Linked DNA regions of Homo sapiens: region 2 is linked to region 1. Evidence: chromatin contacts called from ENCODE Hi-C or POLR2A ChIA-PET data. All regions are on one chromosome and are shown on one strand. The core of a region is the stretch at or near the end of the contact, and the rest is flanking DNA. Distances in the headings are between cores, read along the strand shown. Region 1 holds the start of PANK3 (pantothenate kinase 3). Region 2 holds the start of FBXW11 (F-box and WD repeat domain containing 11).

Region 1 (3,368 bases), core at 740-3,239:
AACAAGGGGTGGATTATTCACGAGTTTTCCAGGAAAGGGGCGGACAATTCCCAGAACTGAGGGTTCCTCCCCTTTACAGACCATATAGGATAACTTCCTGATGTTGCCATGGCTTTTGTAAACTGTCATGGCACTGGTGGGAGTGTCTTTTAGCATGCTAATGCATTATAATCAGCATATAATGAGCAGTGAAGACGACCAGAGGTTCCTTTCATTGCTATCTTGATTTTGGTGGGATTTGGCCAGCTTCTTTACTGCATGCTGTTTTATCAGCAAGGTCTTTGTGACCTGTATCTTGTGCCAACCTCCTATCTCACCCTGCAACTAAGAATGCCTTAAACTCCTGGGAATGCAGCCCAGTAGATCTCCGCCTTATTTCATCCAATCCCTATTCAAGATGGAGTCGCTCTGGTAAATGCCTCTGACACAGTTGCTATTCACAAACTCTATCACATACAGCCTCAAATTCCTGGGCCTCCCACCTTAGTCTCCCAAATAGCCGGGACTGCAGACACACACCACTGCGCCCAGCAAGTTTTTTTAGTTTTTAATCATTGTATTTCAAAAAGTAGTTGGGAGGATTAAATTTAAATTTTAAAAGTAAGGCACTTTGCAAAGTGTCAGCCCTTGGTATGTACTCAATAAATGGTAGCTTGTGTCCTCTCCTGTCCTTCTTCACATCCCTTGGCTTATCATCTGCAAGAAGGGGCAGTAAGGCTCTTTGGTAAGCGGGTTTCTTTGACTGGAATGCCCAATCCTCTACTGCCAACCCTCTATCCATCTATTGTAAAAACTACAGAATTCCTGGCCATCTAACTGGGCAACAAAAGTGAAGGCCAAGAGAAGATACCCAATGCCATCTTCTCCCATTCCAGCTGGAGGACTAAGACTCTAGGAGGCAAGGGGAAAGGGTGTCCTGGCTTTACTGTGAGAACTGGAGCAACTAAATTTTCTTCTCTGGGAGTCAGTTTTCCCTTTAGAAGGAGAGAGCTGGGCTGGAGGGCCCCAGGGGAATATGGATCGGTGGCAAAAAGAATGCTCAGCAAGCAATTTAACTCCTCAGACCGTGCCCCATCTTCAAAATGAGTGACAATAAAATGAATAATTGCACGTGGTCCACAAGGCCCCTGAATTTAAGTAAATCACACAAAGTGCTTAGCAGAGTCCCATGAACATAACGCGTTCCATAGATGTTACCTCTATTCCTGCTATTGTCATCATTCCGACCCTAACATTCAAGGTGTCTCTATTAAGCAAAAGGATTCCTTTGTGAATAATTTTAATCCGCCAATGTACTCAAGGGTCTATCTTAAGCACAGCTCTAGAGCCCTGATTGTAGCGCTTTCCATGGCCTGACGACCAGCTTTCCTGTCTCAAGGGGAAATCTGAGAATGGCCGAACAGCCATGACAGTCCTCTCGAAGAGTTCATTCCCCCTTCTCTCCGCGACCTGCTGAGGTCTGAGCCCGACTTCCCCAGCACGCCCATCTCAGTCACCATTGGTCGCCTCCTCGCTGGCGTGACTAAGACCCAGCCCTCTTCTCGCTGGGACCACTCTGAGGCGATCTGCGGAAGCTGAGGGGCCTCGGAGGAGGGGCCGCGATGCATCTCGGGCTTTGTAGTCCACCTGCACAACTACAGCCAGAGAGCGGGGCCTCACGAACCGGAGAACTACAATCCCCAGCAGCCGGGCGGAAGCGGAGCGAGGGGGGGCTCGCGTCACGTGGGCGTTCGGCCTGGGCGGGCTATTTCTCAGTGCGGCGGCGGCGGCGGTGGCGGCGGCTCCGGGGACCGGGGCCTTTTGTTTGGAGCGGCTGCGGGGGGGCCCCGGAGCGGCGAGGCCGGCGGCCTTCCCCAGCTTGCTCGGTCCCGGCCACCCCTCGCGGGGGTGGGGGGCCGCCCCCTGGGCCGGGCATCTCCTCAGGCGCCGCCGCCCCGCCCTAGGCCGGCCCCGCCCGGCCTGAGGGGAGGAACCGGCCGGGCCTCGCCGCGCGGCCCAGCCACCTCCGGAGTCGCCGCCTCTGCTCTCAGTGCCCCGGATCGGAGGCCGTCCATCGCCCCTCGGGCCGACGCCATGAAGATCAAAGATGCCAAGAAACCCTGTAAGACGGGGGCTGGGGCCCGCCAGGTTGGGAGGGCACCCTTGGGCCCCGTCTGAAAGCCCCTTGGCTGGGCGGTCGGCTTCCAAGCCCGTCGCTCCTCGCCGGCGCTTCGTCCGGTATGGGGGCGGAGGGACCATTTGAGCCACGAGTTCGAGGCTTCCGTCCTCCCCATCCCCCTATTCATGCATGGTGAATGCCTGCCGCCCCCTAGCCTTTCCTCCCACTTTCTCTTCGAGATCTGGGAGGTGCCAGAGGGAATTTCTGATTCTGATTTTTGTCAAACCAGACTAGTCTCCTCTCCCAGCTCCCCCTGAATTCAGGTTGAAAAGAGGCGGTCGCGGCTGTCAGGTTGCGCTGGCGGCTTTTAGCACCTGTTTTTAGGGATTTCCGGGCTTCCTGCTTGTGTCCTTGAAATGCCGGTGGGTTCCTGGGAGTTGTCACTGTTGTTACAGTTGGAGCTTTCAAACGTACGTGCATGCAGTCTGCCAGTGTGTAATTGCTTTGGCTTGTTTTTGTTTAGAATATCAACTAGTTCATGTTTGTTTTAGAAAACGCAGATAAACAAGAAAGATAAAGTCACCCGTATTCCCCGCACCCGGAGCGAACCGCTATTAATATTATGGTGAATACCCGTAGATATTTTTCTATGCATGTACTTAAATTCTGACTATGCTTTTAGAAAGGTCGACTTTCATTTGCTTCCTTTTATGTTTAGTCTTTTAAAAACCTTTTATTCCAGTAATTGACTTATTTAATCACCCAGCCATTGTGATTGTCACTCTTTTTAAGTATAGCCTCCCAGAAGGACTAGGAACGTGGGGATTCATGCTCATCTTAGAGTCGTATTGATACTTTTGCTGTTTTTACAGTGTTTCATGTGATCTCTTTAACTGTTAAGAAATCCACAACTATAAAACAGGGCGCTGACACCTTCCCTGCCCGCCTATCGGGGTTCCTGTAAAACTCACCTGAGAGGCAACAAGCCAAAACCCTGTGAAAACTACAAATTCCTATATAACTGTAAGGTAATTTGGTCTTAACTTCACAGGTGAGGAAATTGAACTTAGCCCCAGAGTAACTTTTCCAAGCATGTACCAACCATGTGCTATGTGGTTCATAACTCTAAGGGGACTGACTCATAATACAGTGTTCTTTCTCTTGCACCCATAGAGCATTGTCTAAGTACTTTATCTGGTAGTTTCATCTGTTAATTAAAATTTTTAAAAAATTATTTATAACTGAATAGATCCTGTCATAGTTGTTCAAG
Region 2 (3,252 bases), core at 70-2,569, 3.4 Mb before region 1:
GTCTGGAACTCCTGCGCTCAAGCAATTCGCCTGCCTCGGTTTACCAAAGTGCTGGGATTACAGGCGTGAGCCACTGCGCCCGGCCAGGCTGCTGTTTCTTTATCTGCACAGCTTTAGCCTCAATCTAGAATTCCCTTCCTCTAGATAAGATGAACTGAGATGCTCAATCATGGAACGACCCTCTCTTCCTGACAGTATCTAATCCAGTGAAGCTCTCACTTCCTTAAACCCTCTCCCAAATCACTAACAACTCTTACCGAGAGGCCCTATCGTTCCTCAATGTGTGTTCTCAGTCACTGCAACTAGTAATAAACCCAGCTTGTTCAACGATCCGTGTCTTCCTGGTGGGATTTGGTTAGAGGGCACGGACAGACCTAAGTTACACAGAGTTGGAGGCTGAGTTCACTAGAAGGAGTCTCCGCTTGTGTGTTCCTTCTTAGCCACTCTTTTGGTTAGTGTCTGTCGTCCCTCCACCAGAATTAAGCTCCATGAGAACAGGAGCCTTGTCTGTCATGTTCAGAGCTGATTCTCAGCGCCTAGAACGGTACGCAGCGGAAGCTGGATGCTTAAAAAATAACCATTTTCTGAACGAATGAATGAGGGGCTCGATATACGCACGTCCCCTTTAATCTCGCAGCTCCTCGCAGATCGTGTGACATACAGACAGCACCACAGCACATTTCCCAAAACCCCGTCTTTCCCGAAGAAATCTCGAAACTCTCACTCCTGGGATGCCCATCCTCTCAGAGCCTCTTCCCCAGGCCGAGCTTCTCTCACTCGCTGGCCCCTTCCCACACCTGAGCCCCAGGTCTATACACCTTCCTAACGCACCTAGAACCCACCTGTCTCCACCATCTGCCCCTACCATCAGACACTGCCGGACGGGCCGCGCAGCTACCTAGGCGTCTAGGGAGCACTGCGGCATGGACCGCGCATGTGCGGAAATGGGTCGCATACGCAGGACCTCCGACAAGTGAGGAGTTGCCTCGGAGTTTCCGTCCCGGTCTGGGCAGCCTTGGGCTGCCAGGAAGTCAAGAGAAGCTAGCCGGAAGGACAACCCGGGCGCACGGCTTTCTGGGACACGTAGTCGTGGCGCTCTCGAGGCCCTGCCATGAGCAAGCTCTTAACTCTTCAGGTCTGCACGTCCTACGCCCACCGTCCAGTGCTACTCTCAGCTCGGAGTTCAGCTTCGGGCTGCCAAGAGCCAGCAACCTGGTGTCAGAGGCTCGGTCCCACAACGCTCTGCGGGCCGCGGCGCCTGCTGGGAGGTGTAGTCCCCGATCTGCGTACTGCGTTCGCCGAGGGGGAGGGCGGAGCTGCCGGCGGCCCGGGCGGGCTGGCAGCTAGAGTGGGTGCGATAGCCGCCTCCGCCTCTGCCGCCTCCGCCGTCGCCTCCTCCGCCCGGGCCGTTCGCTGCTGCGCGGGGAGAGCGAGGCGGGGCCGCCGGGGCCGCCATGGAGCCCGACTCGGTGATTGAGGACAAGACCATCGAGCTCATGGTGAGTGCGGCCCGCTGGACCGTCTGTGCTTCCGTCCGTCCGGCCCCGGGCGGGCCTGCCCACCTCAACGTCCGGTGCGAGGCCGGCTCTGGCCCTTCCCAGACGCCTCGACCCAGACCCGGGCCCCCAGCCTTCCCTGGCCTCGGACCTGGCGCGGGCTCCTCTGATCCCTCGACATCTCCGGCCGGTCCTGGCCCGGCCCCCTCCATGCCCCTCGCTTCTCCCCCTCCCCCTGGTCCCGTCTCCGGTCCCAGCTCTCGGACGACCCTCGCTCGTTTATGCTGTAGACTTAGGTCGCACTCGCTCTAGCACCCCATTCTCCTTCTTTTAGAAAGGGATTTTTTTTTCTTTCCTCTGTTTCGGCCCAGGCCCGCACCGCGCTTGCAAGCCCCACTCAGGCCGAGTGAGATGGTGGGAAGGAGTACGGAGATGGGTTGGGGCCGCCTGGGCCTCCGCGTCCTAGGAGAGGTCTCAGCACCCACTCCCCAGCCTAGGTCTGTGTGGATGCCAGGATAGGCCCTACAGAGCTGGGGGGGCAGGGAGCTTTCGGGTTTGAGGCTGTGGCGGATAAGGAGGCCTCTTTCCCGGGCCCTTGTGGTGTCCGGCTTCTCGGACAAAGGGTTTCCTACCCGGCGGAGAGGGATGTTTGCATAGCAAGGGCCCAGGTACTCTGGATTCCATCCTCCAGGAAAGAGAAGGCGCAACTTCACGTTTTCCAGAGCTGCTTTGGGAAATTGGAGATGACTGGGGAGGGAGCCATCCTCATCACTGCCGCGAGGTCTTTCTTCTCAGAAAGAAAAAAAAAAGAGGGGAATCCTTGGCCCCCGGGGGAAGCGACCACTCTTCTGTTAGAAACCACTGGCAGCCAGGCCAGACTCCCGGTCCGTGGACACCCTCCACCCTCCTCCGAAGCTTTAGGATTTGAAACCAGAAGGGGTTTTTAGGAACAGGACAGTGAGAGAGTGGCTAGAAGTGAAGAATTTGCTAATTGATGGATGATTTGGTGGAAGAAATAAAATATGGCAGATATTACCTGCCAACGTGAACATGAGGGAAATCAAATTGGGCTCTGGAGAGCTGGGAAGAGGAAGTCTGCATCAGCAAATGGACATGTCCAGGATTTCTTCCTATGGAAGCCTTGACAGTTTCTTTGTATCTTTCCTAACACGGTAACAACTTCTTCCCCAGGGTTGAGAGGAGAGGTGGAAGAATCTACTTAACCCAGCAAAATGTTTTCCTAGCCAGATTTTCTTCAGTGTGAAAATGTTTATTGAGTCAGTGATTCCACTGGGTAGGGTTGGTGACATCAGAGCCACTTCCCCCATTTAACGCTATAAATAATAAATGGTGACACTGAAAGTCTGTTGGATAGCTGCATGGTTTCTGTGGATGATGGTGTCTGGGGAGTTGAGATGCTTGTTTTAAAAATGGAAGTACAGTAGCATAAATATGGAGGCAGCTTAATGTTTGCTGTCCTTTGCATAATTCACAGAACTGGACTTCTCTAGCATTCTTGAAAACTAGGAGGGAAAAAAAGAAACTGATAGTTTTTGATTTTTGCATGCGTGTGTGTGTGTGTGTGTGTGTGTGCACGTGGGGTTGTTTTCAAAGGGATGTCACATACTGAGTGATTTTTCCTTTTCAGCATAATTTATCATACTTGTAGTCAAGTGTTTGGTATTCTGTAACTTTTGTAGTGGGTTATTTTGGTAACTATCTTAAATCGACTAAGTATATTACATATTCTTAAGAA

The links. Hi-C counts contacts between places; a loop is a spot of excess contacts on that map. ChIA-PET counts read pairs that join two places held with the same protein, here RNA polymerase II (POLR2A). Pooled maps may share reads with other maps.
Region 2: a loop to region 1 is called in a map of OCI-LY7, with 7 times the contacts of the local background. The contact joins the promoter of FBXW11 here to the promoter of PANK3 in region 1. A Hi-C loop is called at or near these places in 2 of 168 maps with a recorded cell type or tissue (HepG2 and OCI-LY7), 4 of 37 single-sample maps with no recorded cell type and 15 of 50 pooled maps. POLR2A ChIA-PET finds 5 or more read pairs at or near these places in 1 of 52 experiments (Caco-2).

Annotation. Positions count from the first base shown.
Region 1 is chr5:168,577,989-168,581,356 of GRCh38, reverse strand. PANK3 (pantothenate kinase 3) reads left to right here and starts at 1,989. Exons shown (of 7, transcript NM_024594.4): 1 at 1,989-2,101. The coding sequence starts at 2,074. RefSeq lists a silencer at 1,712-2,041 and enhancers at 1,558-2,101, 2,192-2,261.
Region 2 is chr5:172,004,705-172,007,956 of GRCh38, reverse strand. It overlaps FBXW11 (F-box and WD repeat domain containing 11), which reads left to right and starts at 1,319. Exons shown (of 14, transcript NM_001378974.1): 1 at 1,319-1,499. The coding sequence starts at 1,455. RefSeq lists enhancers at 995-1,264, 808-1,435, 2,035-2,154 and silencers at 1,295-1,574, 1,585-1,694.